Regions from separate parts of the Homo sapiens genome. Here region 2 is linked to region 1. A link is a contact called in ENCODE Hi-C or POLR2A ChIA-PET data. All regions are on one chromosome and are shown on one strand. The core of a region is the stretch at or near the end of the contact, and the rest is flanking DNA. Distances in the headings are between cores, read along the strand shown.

Region 1 (6,870 bases), core at 1,549-4,048:
AACCTGAAGTAGCTTAGGCCAAAAACAAAACAAAACAAAACGAAAAGGCCGGCGCGGTGGCTCACGCCTAAAATCCCAGCACTTTGGGAGGCCGAGGAGGGCGGATCACCTGAGGTCAGGAGTTCATAGACCAGCCTGGCCAACATGGTGAAACCCCATCTCAACTGAAAATACAAAAAAATTAGCTGGGCGTGATGGCGGGTGCCTGTAATCCCGGCTATTTCGGGAGGCTGAGGCAGGAGAATCGCTTGAACCCAGGAGGCAGAGATTGCAGTGAGCGGAGATCACGCCATTGCACTCCAGCCTGGGCAACAAGAGTGAAATTCTGTCTCAAAAAAAAAAAAAAAAAAAGGAGAAGGTAGTGGTGATCATCTTTAAAAAGTATTCTGGCATATGTTATCCCTAAGTGGCAAGCTGAATGATCTTAGGGACAAATAGAACCAGAAACTGAAATGCAGCCAGCACTTTCTCTGTCTCATCTCTCCAAGTGTGAGCTCTTTTTTTTTCTTTCTGAAAATTGGCTTCCTCCATATGGCAAGGAACACCACATCTCCAAATTTCACACCCCATGCTCTCATACAAGAGAATATGGGATTCTCTGCCAAACTAGCCTGACTTGGGACAGGCACACTGATAATCTACAGCTAAAGAATCAGGATGACAGCAAAGACATGGCCCCTAGGTACCGACTTCTTGGATATCTTGAGCTGAATGAGCATGGAAGCAACTTGATGGGTTGTCATAAGATTTGAGAACATCTCATCAGTCACTTTTCTGAGAAAAGATACCCAAGGTTAAGTGAGATAAGAGCAGAATTCTTCTGAAAAAGTGTTAACAAGTCAGTCTGCCAGAGTCTGATCCCAGGTCTTCATGTTTTTCATAGAATTTTAATTTTAATTTTTTTTTTTTTTTTTTTTACAGGCAGGGTCTTGCCCTGTTGCCCAGGGTGGAGTGAAGTGGTGCAATTGTAGCTCAGGGCAAGCTTGAACTCCTGGGCTCAAGTGATCCTCCCACATCATCATCCTGAGTAGCTGGGACTACAGACGCACACCACCATATCTAGCTAATTTTTAACCTTTTTGTAGAGACAGGGTCTCACTATGTCGCCCAGGCTGCTCTCAAGCTCCTGGCCTCAAGTAATCCTCCTGTCTTGGTATTCCAAAGAGCTGGGATTAAAGGCAGGAGCCAAACAACTGGTCACTTTTTTGAGAGAATTTTTAAAGATGTGTCATGAATACCAGGCTAGTTAGGCATAAAGTCACAATTAGGTGTGTGTGTTGTTTTGCTTTGGAATGGGCCTGGGGCATCTTTCAAATGTATATGCCCACAAGTAAATGGGTAGTTCAGGAAGTTCTTTTGTAATATCCACAAATAATTATCCTTAAAAACAAGTAACTGAGACATTAATGAAAAAATATTCTGCAAACACTGAAGCCTTTTATTTTAAAATGTCAAGGTCTCAGGAATACAACTCCAAGTTTATAATCTTTATTTTCCACTTAGTGGTGATATGCATTATAATTTTTTCTCCCCTAAATGAGAATGCTTTGAATCAAATAATACTTCTTCCTTCCGCTGTGTCTGTGCCAACAGTGGCAGCTGAGTTCATTTTCATTACCTCAGCATTGTTACCAAGAGTTTAAATAGGTTGACTAACATTTGGAACACCAGGACAGAGGCTCTGTTTTTCTGGGCTTTGTAAAATACCTAATATAGTGACAATATGTGGGCATACAGATATATTGTAATTATATACTAGAAATGACACAGAGTACCTAGACTCCTCTGGGTAGAAAAAAGCCAAGCTTTGATTTCCACACTCAAACCAGCTGAAAAGTCAGAGCTTTTTTTCATTTGTAATTCCTCACTTTCTGAAAGCAAACTGAAATGCCTGTGGCCAAATGCCTTCTCTGAGTCAAATCCAGGTTGAGTCCTCCATGAGCTCAAAACCTGCTCTGTGTGTGTGTGTGTGTGTGTGTGTGTGTGTGTGTGTGTGTGGTCATCTTGATTTCTTTCAACCATCTTAAATGGCTTGATTTATTGCCCAATGTCACTGAAATAAAAACTAGCCGTTAGGGTAGCCCAAATTGTCAAATCACTGGTTTTCAAGCTGCTGTTTTTTGGTTCCTGGTCCTGGCATGACACCGTGACTTTATAGAACATTCTCCATTGTAGAATTCTGGGTGGTCTTGAGGTCCTTTCCCAGTACTAAACGGTACCAGGCATAGCACCAATGGGAGGAACATCAGGAAGATGTCCTTTTTTTTTTTCTTTTTTTTTTTTCTGAGACAGAGTCTCACTCTGTCTCCCAGGCTGGAGTGCAATGGTGCTATCTCGGCTCACCGCAACCTCCACCTCCCAGGTTCAAGTGATTTTCCTGCCTCAGCCTCCTGAGTAGCTGGGATTACAGGCGTATGCCACTACACCTGGCTAATTTTTGTATTTTTAGTAGAGACGGGGTTTCACCATGTTGGTCAGGCTGGTCTCGAACTCCTGAACTTGTGATCTGCCTGCCTTGGCCTCCCAAAGTGCCGGGATTACAGGCGTGAGCCACCGCACCCGGCCGGAAGATGTCATTTCAAAGCCATGTTGTTCTTTCAGATTCTAGAGTTGATGGTTAACACTGGCAGTCCCTCCTGACTGCCCTCCCGACGCACACTCCCAGGCTAATGAGGAAAAGTCCTAGAGAGCAGCATCAGATGCTTGTTCATGTATAGAGTTTGGTCAACATCACCAGCCCCGGCCCTCCTCTAGCTGACAAACAGGCAGTTGTCTATTTTGGCTTTGACTAGACTCTACTTCCGTTTACCTCAGTCATATCCTTTTTAGATTTGTTTCTCTCCCTTCCCCCACCTTCCTCTTTCCCACTGTTATTTATAAACGTTATACACTTGTTTACAGAGAAAAGAACAAACTTTAAAATTAATTGTTGATACAATTGCCAAATGAATAATGTCCAGGTGTCCGCTTTTAAGCATCACAGGCATCTCTAGTCATCGCTTTTTAGTTGTTACCCTAGGATTGAGAAGACCAACAGCAGGAAAGGTGGTGACTCACACTCAGAACCCAAAAAACAAACACCCACTAATGACTCACACCCTGGAACCAGGGAGATTTTGAGACTTTCTTTTGCTGAAAAAATGCATATGCAAACAACATTCCCATCACCAGGAGGCCAAGCTGGCTCTTCCTGCACGGAATGGGGCTCTGCTGAGGTGGCTGCGAGTCAGGGATGTGTCACCGACCCAGGGATGGAGTTTACTGGGTTAGTAGATGGAGGGCAGCTAAAACTAGAATTTCTTCTTTGCTTTTTTCCAAATGCCTGCTGGAGAAAATCCGATGTATCCTGTGTGAGTCAGTTGTGAGTGTATCTGCTGGGATAAGGGCAAGTTAAGTCACCACTCTCCATCCCCTCTGCTTGTTTTAATTGTGATTTTAATTAGCACGCAGGTCATCTGAGCAGAGGTGTGGCCTTTCATCTGAATGTGGATTTTCTGTCTGTGTGGTCCTTGATTGGCTACTTGGATCTTATAATGATAAAAGAATTTTTAAAGTACCTTTTCTTTCCAAAGTTTAGGGCTTTACTGAACTTTAAATATAAACTTAGGGCCCTCTGTTTATATTTAGATAAAAAAAGAATTGTGAAGATAAAGGATCTTTTGTGGCAAAGTGCTTTGAAACCCTGAGATGAAAGGGAACCCGTAAAGAGAAATTAACCTCATTTATTTTTTAAGCAGCATTTTGCTGCGTGTGTGGACAAATGTAATTTGAGGCAGCTTGAATTAAGAGCCTTGTCTTCACTCCACTCATAACCCTCCCTGTCTCCAACTGAGTCGAAGCACCTCTTTTTTCTTTCACTTCTCTATTCCTCAAGCCAGAGCTTGTCTGGTAGGGAAGGCAAATTCAGGCTTGTAATCCATCCTCTCCCCCCAGGTCTGACTACTCCCTGGCTGGACTTCCGCAGGGGCACCCAGTCCCCTTTGTGGAAGATCCAAAGCTCAACACAGAAAGGGAAAAGCAAGATGTGTGGAGTGGGAGACTTGCTTGGCTTTGCTTCCATTACTTTTGAGAACTCTCATTACATTCCTGAATCCACTGATGCATAGGTGGCAAAGCATTCAAAAGCGCTTTGGGGCAAGACTACTATTTAACTGAGACACACTGGTACCACCACGCCTATTACTAAAATATTAAAATATTTATATTTTGATTTGTAAATAGCCATTGCCCATGCCTTCACCATTGTCAAATATTTTTAATTGTACCAATTGTTTGTAAGCTAGGAGAGGGTTTACCTTCTTAGTTTCACACAGTGTTTAGCCTATCTTGTATATACTAATATGCATATTATGCATAGTATTTGAAATGCATATACTAATTGGTTAGGGGAAGAGAATGCAAAATTCCAGCTGCGTTTTTAGGCTGTCAGGGTAGTGAGAGACCAGTTTGGAGTCTCCCTACAAACTGTATTTGAGTGCTTCTAAGACAGAATTTAGAACTCGAGTTCTCCCATTCATTCTCTTTGGGATTCTGAACCAAGGGAGGGCACACAAAAGGATCGGTGACTGGATAGGAAACAATACCCTTCTACTTAGGAAGCACCAGCTGAAGGCCTAATAACCTCTGGGAGTCTGTGCTGGAGGCAAGGCCCAGGCCTGGGGCTAAAGTTCTCTACTTTCCAATCCGGAGATTCTCAGAGACCCTGTTCCGGGTGCAGAGATACTGAGACACAGGGGGCCAACGTTCCTGAGCCCACCACTTTAAGGCAAGTGGCCTGGCCAGAGAAAAATGGTCCAGTTCACCCAAGTGCTAGAAATACAGGAGAAAGAATGAAGCTTGGTCTCTGCTTTTGAGGTACACCCCCAAAATGTGGCCCCATTAATGTCTCAGATTTTGACCAACCACAACTTTTCTTCTGGTCGGTAAGAATGGAGGATGAGACCCTATTGAGAAAGCCCAAACATTGAAGCGGTGGCCTGCCCCTCCACACCTGTGGGTATATCTCGTCAGGTGGGAAGAGAGACTGAGTAAAGAAATAAGACACAGAGACAAAGTATAGAGAAACAACAGTGGGCCCAGGAGACCGGCACTCAGCATACCAAGGACCTACACAGGCACTGGTCTCTGAGTTCCCTCAGTTTTTATTGATTACTATTTTCACTATCTCAGCAAGAGGAATGTGGTAGGAGAGCAGAGTGATAATAAGGAGAGGATCAGCAAGAAAATATGTGAGCCAAGGAATCTGTGTCACAATTAAGTTTAAGGAGAGGTACTATGCCTAGATGTGCACGTAGGCCAGAGTTATGTTTCTATCCGCCCAAACATTTCAGTGGAGTAAAGAATAACAAAGCAGCATTGCTGCCAACATGTCTCGCCTTCTGCCATAGGGCGGTTTTTCTCCTATCTCGGAATTGAACAAATGTACAATCGGGTTTTATACCGAGACATTCAGTTCCCGGTGCAGGCAGGAGACAGTGGCCTTCCTCTATCTCAACTGCAAGAGGCTTTCCTCTTTTACTAATCCACCTCAGCACAGACCCTTCACAGGTGTCAGGCTGGGGGACGGTCAGGTCTTTCTCATCCCATGAGGCCATATTTCAGACTATCACATGGGGAGAAACCTTGGACAATACCCGGCTTTCCAGGGCAGAGTTCCCTGCGGCTTTCCGCAGTGCATTGTGCCTCTGGTTTATCGAGACTAGAGAATGGCGATGACTTTTACCAAGCATAGTGCTTGTAAACATTTTGTTAACAAGGCATATCCTGCACAGGCCTAGATCCCTTAAACCTTGATTCCATACAACACATGTTTTTGTGAGCTCAAGGTTGGGGCAAAGAGGTTAGGGCAAAGAGGTTGCGGCAAAGTTACAGATTAACAGCATCTCAGGACACAGCAATTGTTCAGGGTACAGGTCAAAATGGAATTTCTTATGTCTTCCCTTTCTACATAGACACAGTAACAGTCTGATCTCTCTTTCTTTTCCCTACAAACATCACCCAGAGTATGCATTCATTTAACTACCAAGTGACAGTGGGGTCGAGTTAAAAGTGCAGGTTGGCCTGGCAGAGGGAGGGATACCCAACTTCTCTCCCCATAACATGTACTTCTCTCTACCCCTCCTTGGGCTCTGATGAGATTTGGAAATGGCAGATAGCCCAGTCTCATAAACTCACACTTAGGGCTGTGGTTCTTTCCCTTGGCTACACATTGGAATCATTTGAGGTAGGTTGAAAGATAGATTCTGATTTAATTGTCTAGGATGCATCCTGAGCATCAGGATTTTTTTAAATCTTTCCGTATGAAGCTTACAAATAGTCAGATTTGAGAACCACTCCAGATGGCCTCTGAGAGGAAGAACCTCATCTTTTTTCTTTTCTTTTCTTCTTTCTTTTTTGAGACAGTGCCTCACTCTGTTGCCAAGATTGGAGTCCAATCGTGTGACCATGGCTCACTGCAATCTCCAGTTAATGGGCTCAAGCAATCCTCCTGCCTCAGCCTCTTGATTAGCTAAGATTACAGTTGCTTGCCACCATGCCCGGCTAATTATTTTATTTTTTGGATAGACAGGGTCTGGCTTGATGGCCAGACTGATCTTGAACTCCTGGCCTCCTTTGCCCCAACCTTGAGCTCACAAGTCCTCAAGAGATCCCACATCAGCCTCCCAAAAGTGCTGGGATTACAGGCAGGAGCCATCGTGTCTGGCCTGCATAATTTCAAGTGATGTAACAGCATCATGCTATCTTGGACAATATGCTCTTAAGTTCCACCTTCTGGGTCATTGACTTCGTCTTGTGCAAAAAAAAACCTATAGCAAACACCTAATTTTCCTACTCTTCTGTTAAAAACAACGGAAAAAATCATATATTAGC
Region 2 (7,567 bases), core at 3,389-5,888, 220 kb after region 1:
CCACAGCTAATTCTGGCCAGTCCCTTGCTCACACGTTTTCATTGGGTATCACGGTCTGCATGAAAACGTTCAAATTCAGGCTCACATCTAAGTCCTCCCACAGTGTGAATCCACCCTAATTTTCTAACATTTTTTCCCAGTAATGCCCTCCATGGAGTTACGGAACTGCTTCTCTCGGAATTACAGCATGTCTTGATGTTTTGTCTGCACAATTTCTATTCACCTTTGAGCCTCCTATTCTCTTTGCTGGAATCTCCTTTATTTTCACCTCTTCCCGATCTTTACTTGGCAAATCCATCCATCCTTCCAGTCCCCATTTAGAGACCACCACCCACATGAGGTGTCTCTTAGTCCTCTCAGCAGGAATGAGGTGTCTCTATTCTGGCGCCTCGTAACACTGCATGTATAATTTACTTTTAACACTTATCTCGTTCTGTCTTAAGTTCTAGTTGTTTGTATACCCACCTTATGCTTGCTTACAGCTCAGCAAAGAGCACTCCTGCCATCTACATATGTGTGTCTCCAGAGCCTAACTCAAGGATTTTACATAGGTGGAATGGAAAAAATGTTTGTTGAATAAATATAACTGGTTTTAAATGTTATTTTAATTTTTATGTGTACAAAACCTCCTACCATAAATAGAGATCATATGTACAATATTCTCGTGCTCTTTAATTATAGCTCTTCTAGAGTGAATAGCATTGATGAGGCTTCAAATTAGTAGGTAGTCATAGAACTATTTTTAATTGAGTTCTAAATGTTCTTTTAAAATTTAATTTAGATGTAAGTGTGTTCAGTATTTCCAAGTTCACTTTATACAGAGTATGGAAACCTTGACCCAGGAGGCCTTGAGAGAAAAAGGCCCCTGTGCCTTTTCCCAGTCTGCCCACTCACTGGCTTCATGGGAGAACTAGACTGTTCTCTCCCACGCTCATGTACTCGTCCCTGTGCACTTCCCAGAATTGAAATTATGGCTCTTGTTTATGTTTCAAATAACTTCCTTGTGGGCATGTTAAGTAAGGAGAGAGATGTCAATACAGATGTAATTAAGCAGGTTAAAGCCACCTGAGAATATTTGTCTATAGATAAATGACAATGTGGCTAACCTAAGAGCACTTACTATTAGTAGATCTCTAGGCTGGTCCATTTCACAATTTAAAGTCCTGTATCAGGAGACATTGTCAAAAATTATCTTTACATTTATTTAGAGCATGGGTCTAATAAGATCATTCATCTAATAATTTTGAGAAACTCTTTCTGTCCTAGAGCAATGCTTCCCAAACTGTACTGTACGTACGTATGACCTGGAGATCTTGTTGAAACGGAGTGTGATTGAGTAGGTCTGGGGTGGGTGCAGGATTCTGCATTTCTGTTCAGCTCCCAGGTAATGAGGGTGCTGCTGGTTCATGGACACTAGGCAGAGACCTAGCGGAGGGTTCTTGGAGTTTGGTGATGAACTCATCCAGGTTCGTCAGTTATGCAAAATGGTTTTCTTTCTGTGTCTTGGTTTTCCTCATCTGTAACATGAGAATATTGAATGAAATGGTGTCTAATGGCTCTTCTCAACTCGAACATTTTATGATGACACAGGAGGAGTTAAGAAGAATGAAGGGGCAGGCTGCGGTTCTGAGCACAGATTTATTCTCTTGATCTCAACCCAACTTTCATATTTATTAATAGTTTATTTTAAAGGTAGTATGAATGACATACTGTAAGTTTTCCGTATTTATATTAGAATGTAGACCTTCACAATATAATTATAAATATGACAACTTAGTAAAGAAATTGCATGTAAAATATACTTCCCCCTCCACCCTCATCATTTACATGTGTTTTGTTGCTTTTATTTTATTAGGAAATACTCCATAGCTTGGGTGGGATTGAAAACCTAGCTCAGGTAAGATTCCTTTTGTGGTGGCTGGTCTTGCCTTTTCATTTTGTGCCTGCTATGAGCAAGAATTAAAAGGGTATGTGACAGAAGGTGGCTTTCCTATGTTATGCTGTCTGCCCCAGAGAGGGACAGACAGCGTTAAGTGTGAGTGTGAGGCATGATACTCACAGAGCAGGGAGGAACCCACCACATTTTGTTCTGGCTAATTGGGCTCACTTTACTCAGCCTGATGAAATGAGAAAGTGCTATAAAAGGTCACATGTCTTTAGCTAGTAATAATAAGAAATAGGCAGCCAGGTGCGGTGGCTCACACCTGTAATCCTCGCACTTTGGGAAGCTGAGGTGGGTGGATCACCTGAGGTCAGGAGTTTGAGACCAGCCTGGCCAACATGGTGAAACCCCGTCTCTACTAAAAATACAAAAATTAGCCAGGCATGGTGCCAGGTGCCTATAATCCCAGCTACTCGGGAGGCTGAGGCAGAGAATTGCTTAAACCTGGGGGGCGGAGGTTGCAGTGAGCTGAAGTTGCACCACTGCACTCCAGCCTGGGCAACAGAGCGAAACTCCGCCTCACAACAACAAAAGGGGCGATGGCTGGAAGGCTGAAGCCCTTAGCATTGTATATACCATATGGTGGGAGGAAAAGAAATATGTATATATATATGCATATATATTTGAAACGGTGTCTTACTATGTTGCCTAGGCTGGTCTCAAAATGCTGGGCCCAAGCAATCCTCCTGCTTCAGCCTCCTGAGTAGCTGGGATTACAGGTGTGTGCCACTGGGCCTGGCAAGATAATAAACTGATTATGAAGATGTTCAAAACATTTTCAAACAAGAAAATGATTACTGTGCTCACTAAAATACTAATAAATAGATGACAAAGAAAGGAATGATCTTGACCTTATTTATTTTTCTGCTTTGCTAACTACTGAGCGAGGGTAAGCAAGTGAATATATATACTGAGCAACTCAGAGGCTTGCATTTATTAATACAATAAAACAAAATTTCTTTTTCTTTCTTTTTCTTTTTTTTTTTTGAGATAGGGTCTCACTTTGTCACCTAGGCTAAAGTGCAGTTGTGTGATGTCAGCTCACTGCAACCTCTGCCTCCCAAGTTCAAGTGATTCTTGTGCCTCAGTCTCCCAAGTAGCTGGGATTACAGGCATGCGCCACCATGCCCGGATCATTTTTTTTTTTTTTTGTATTTTTAGTAGAGACAGGGTTACACCATGTTGGCCAGGCTGGAATAAAACAAAATTTCTGATCACGTTTTTGAGTTGGAACAGGCTAGTCTCCTAAAACCTGTATAATGTTTACAGAAAGAATGATTTTCATAATAAACATGTGGCCCTGCAAACTCATTCTGAATAATTAATGGAAGATTAAGTTGGTGGCAATTTAACATTAAATCTACTTTATTTTATTATATTCTTAGAAAATTGATTCATGTTTATTTTTTGTTTTCAAGAACCTTTTAAATTGACTAGAGGTGTACCTCATTTAATAACTTAATATTTCATAAGATTATGTTACAAAGCATCTTCTTATCCATTTTAACTTCCATTATAATATTAGAAATTACCTGTTTCCCTGAGCCTGTTTCTTATTATAATCATTATCCACAGTGAGAATTATCAGACTACTCAGTACGCATTTTATTCTGATTATTGCTAACTGCATGTATGCTGGTTAGACATATATTCAGAGCTTATATACGTCAGTAAAATATATACAATGTATTATAAAAAATTCTCCTAAAAAGATACATTGAAGAATAAACATTCTATATACTATGTATTATGTATCTTATATGTATCTTGTATTTGGATACTAAATTACACAACAAACTTACTTAGTTAAGAGTCATTTTGAGACTTTTGAGAGTTTATAGAGTCTTGAGATGGTCTTTCCCTCAACTTCATAGCACGCAAGAGAAGCCAAAGAATCTAGAAACCCAGTCACCTTTTGCACTTGAGCGATAACTGTTCCAGGAGCATGAGAGTATTATTTGATGAATCTGTTTTGCCACCTACAGTTTATTTTAAGAACTGCAGCATCTTGTTCCTTGCTTCCTTGGGTGCTTTTGGTGTCCTGACTGGCTTGTTGGTTTGGTCCTTCATGCAGTATATGGAGATTGTAGCCAATGAGTACCTCGGCTATGGAGAAGAGCAGCACACTGTGGACAAGCTGGTCAACATGACATGTAAGTGTTATTGCAGGGACACAGCCATTTTTGTGGACTTGCTAGAAAAAGCAGTATGGTGTTTGCAGCAGGAAACAAGGATACTTTAAATATTTATTAATGTTCGCACACACAGCTCAGGTGTTGAGCATCCAGGCCAATTGTTATATTCAGTGGCAACATACAGCCAGAAGAAAGATGTTTAGATTACAACCTTTACCTTGAAAAGCACAATTTATTTAATGCAAGAGAGGCTTCCATAAAAGCAAATTTTGGTAAAATCTATTTTTGCGTCTTTTTATTTCTGTTAAAATGTCAGAGACTATCCAGTTTTTTTTCTATAAAGTTGGGTTAATCATGATTGCCTACCTCATAGAATCTGAAACATCCAGAGCATGAAAAAGAAAAATAACAACAAACCTTATCTGATGCTGCGAATGTGAAAACATTGGACTGTGAGTGTGAGGTATTCCTTAGTCACTCAATCTTCTCCCGTTGGAGGCTCTTCCCAGCCCTGCTGTCCTGCACTCCAGCTTTGATGAGTCACAGACGTCCTGCCGTGTGGGATGCCTGTCCGTTTTCTTTGTGTGACTGGACTGGCTCTTCATATCTGCTTGTGGAGCAGCACAGTGATTCTCAGATCCAGGGAGAGAAGAGTTTATGGCAAGCCCTGGGCACTAGGAAGTCTCTTTGAGGATGACTATTTTCCTCAGCTGAGGAAACGTGCAGGTTCCTCTCATTTGCTGGCCTTCCCTCTCTTCTTTATAAGTTGAAATCTTCACAGAGAGGATCTTTGAAGAATAGGCCTCACTTTGAACTGGTAATGATGTTAAGGAACTTCAAGTGGAAAGAGAGGTTTGCCTTTTTTGGTATTTTTATATTTCATTATTACAATAATATTAGAAAATAAATACCAGTGGAGCTTGAGGAGTAATTCTTGGGGTAAAAAAGTAGCCATGCTGCTCCTGCATCTGTTGTTCCTTTTGTGCTGTGTTCCCTTTGACCTTTCTCTGCCTGCCCATATGCACTGCAGATCTGTGCTCCTGGAAGTACTCCCCCTTTAATCTCTGGATGCCTCTTTGCGCTCTTTCTTTCCTTTATAGATATTTTTCAAAAACTTGCTGCAGTCAAAGATCAAAGAGAATGGGTCACCACAAGTGGAGCCCACAAGGTGAGTGGCCCCTGAAAGAGTTAATGCTTCAGCTCCCTATGGCAATAGTTCACATTAGGGAAGTTCAGAGCCTTTGCGGTTAAGTCATGTGTAATTAGAATCCACAAACCTACCAGCCTGGCCTGAGATTGTGGATCTTTGTCAACCCTTTTATATTCTTTACCAGCATTACAAGTTAATAGAGATATAATAAATACAAGTTTTCTGGAACTCTTTTCTTTTTTTTCCTATGCCATTTAATACCAACTAGGTTTATTACTTAAATATTATTTGAAAAGCCCCAGCTATGTATAAATACACCCTAGGTGTGCATTTATAAATAAGTCAACAGAAATAAACAAAATGTACATATGTATACATATAAATTCCATATGGCATGTGGGGCTATATTAGTTTGAACCATATATGATTGCCATTGTAGGTCAAAACAGACTATATTTATAGCAAAACTGTTTAGACTGTAGCCATGTGGAGCCAAGTTTCAGAAACCTGTTGAGTTTCATATCCCGGGAAGCCACTTTCTAGTGTATATGGGAGCAAGATTGCCTAAAATGTGTTAACACATGCTGCTCATGGTCTAGAGGATGATTCTAGGTGATACACAGGTCAACATTTTTTGTTTCAGTAGCCAGCTATTTCACAGGTATTATTGCTTACAATTGGAAAAAATTTTTTTGAGTTAACATTAAAGATGTTAGTTGAATATGGCAAAAAATGTGAAAATGATATGTAATGGATTGAAGTTTGGGAAACATTAGAAGACAGAGAAGAAAGAGAGAAGAAAAAGAGGAAAGGATCAGACAAATAAAGATAATGATAACTTCATTAAGATAAAATGAAATCATAAAGGCAAAAAATCCATATACTGGAAACATAAAAATTACCTTAGCCGTTGTTGCGCAGGTTGCAGCTCTGACCTGAGACATTTTGGGAGGCACTTTTCAGGGGCACTCCGCATTCTGAAAATGTAGAGAATTTTCCAAATAAGAAAATTTGCCTTAACGAGAATTCAGGGAAAGCCACTGACAAGCTACAGACTTCCAGCTAAGTCATGTTAGTTAGGATGATGCTTGGGAGCATCAGTGATGCACTTTCAACATCAATTAGAAATCTGGGAGGCAAATGGAATGCTCGATAGTATTCATATCTTGTTTAGTTTGGCAAAAGAATGAAAGTTTCAATATTTTGTTGAAAAATCGTTTCATAATTTGGAAAGTGCCTAGCACAATGCCTGGCTCAAAGTGAGTTCTCAATGGCTGATCACTACCACTATTGTAATTTATGTCATTAATCTTCCTGGTTCTTCCCAGCGTGGGATCAGAAGGGGGAGAGAATACTTGGGCACATGGAAATAGAAGGATGTATGAGAACCAGGCTGGTCATGTAGCTTGATGCCTTTTCTTCCTGTCCTGGGCAAGGAATGGCTACAAGAGGTTACTATCAAGAGTTCCAAAGTAAGGAGAGATGGACTCCTGCCATCTGTAAAGAACTGGATATTTTGAATGTTTAATAAAACTCTTTTTAAGATAAACTTTTATATTGACTGCAAAAAATAAAAAGGAAGCTGCATAAGGCTTGATAGGGCATAATTTTTTTCACTATTCTATGGGTAAAGCCATAATAAAATAAACAACTTGATTATATTGACAAAAAGTGTTTATAAAGATATATTTAATGCCATGAAAAAATTTCAGTAGATAACATTAAGAAAAAAACATAAGAGAGAGCAGCTTTAACATTATATATAGTTTGTGCTTAATTGTATATGCACATACATTATAAACTACTAAGCAAAAAAAAAAAACAGTTAAGCCTATATGATCTTAAGAGGGAAGCATTTTGTCATTCAAGCAGCTGGTAATGGAAAATAAATTAATGTTAATGTTGAAAAAAGAAGCTTGTAGTACTTATATAATTAAACTTTATTTTACTTCATTTTTCAGACATTAGTAAATTTACTTGGTGCCCGAGATACTAATGTTCTATTGGGTTCCCTTCTGGCTCTGGCTAGTTTAGCAGAAAGGTAAGTAGTGTATTCTAATATACTTTCCAGTTCTGCTACTATAGCAATTTAGGTGGTAAGGATGCAAAATAATCAGTTACTTTGTCAACTACTTAATACAATTTCTTGATAAATAAGTGTGAAATAACATGTTGAAGAGAATCCTGGATAGAAGGCATTATTTAAAAATTTAAACTGGAAAGGCAAATTGCAGTTTAAAATTTTCTTTTTATTTCCTGACTGGAAATATTTAGTCTTTTCATCTAACCCTCAGTTACTTCTAATTTCAAAATTACCATAATATTTCTTTGGCAGTTGAA

The links. Hi-C counts contacts between places; a loop is a spot of excess contacts on that map. ChIA-PET counts read pairs that join two places held with the same protein, here RNA polymerase II (POLR2A). Pooled maps may share reads with other maps.
Region 2: a loop to region 1 is called in a map of PC-3, with 17 times the contacts of the local background. The contact joins two enhancer-like sites. A Hi-C loop is called at or near these places in 3 of 168 maps with a recorded cell type or tissue (PC-3, mammary epithelial cell and sigmoid colon), 1 of 37 single-sample maps with no recorded cell type and 5 of 50 pooled maps. POLR2A ChIA-PET finds 5 or more read pairs at or near these places in 2 of 52 experiments (Panc1 and T-cell).

The regions. Positions count from the first base shown.
Region 1 is chr3:27,530,364-27,537,233 of GRCh38, reverse strand. No RefSeq gene overlaps it. Among named protein-coding and RNA genes, the nearest start is that of SLC4A7, 49 kb to the right of the region's middle. RefSeq lists a silencer at 3,082-3,376 and enhancers at 2,744-3,687, 3,688-4,630. Within about 2 kb of position 2,798, at least 26 of the 41 ENCODE cell types and tissues checked have a DNase peak (open chromatin) inside an H3K27ac peak, as active enhancers do; they include PC-3 and Panc1, where a contact is called at or near this core.
Region 2 is chr3:27,308,627-27,316,193 of GRCh38, reverse strand. It overlaps NEK10 (NIMA related kinase 10), which reads left to right. Exons shown (of 36, transcript NM_001394966.1): 7 at 1,856-1,897; 8 at 4,017-4,095; 9 at 5,178-5,245; 10 at 7,189-7,268. Among named protein-coding and RNA genes, the nearest start is that of NEK10, 57 kb to the left of the region's middle. RefSeq lists an enhancer at 4,147-5,346. Within about 2 kb of position 4,638, at least 5 of the 41 ENCODE cell types and tissues checked have a DNase peak (open chromatin) inside an H3K27ac peak, as active enhancers do; they include PC-3 and Panc1, where a contact is called at or near this core.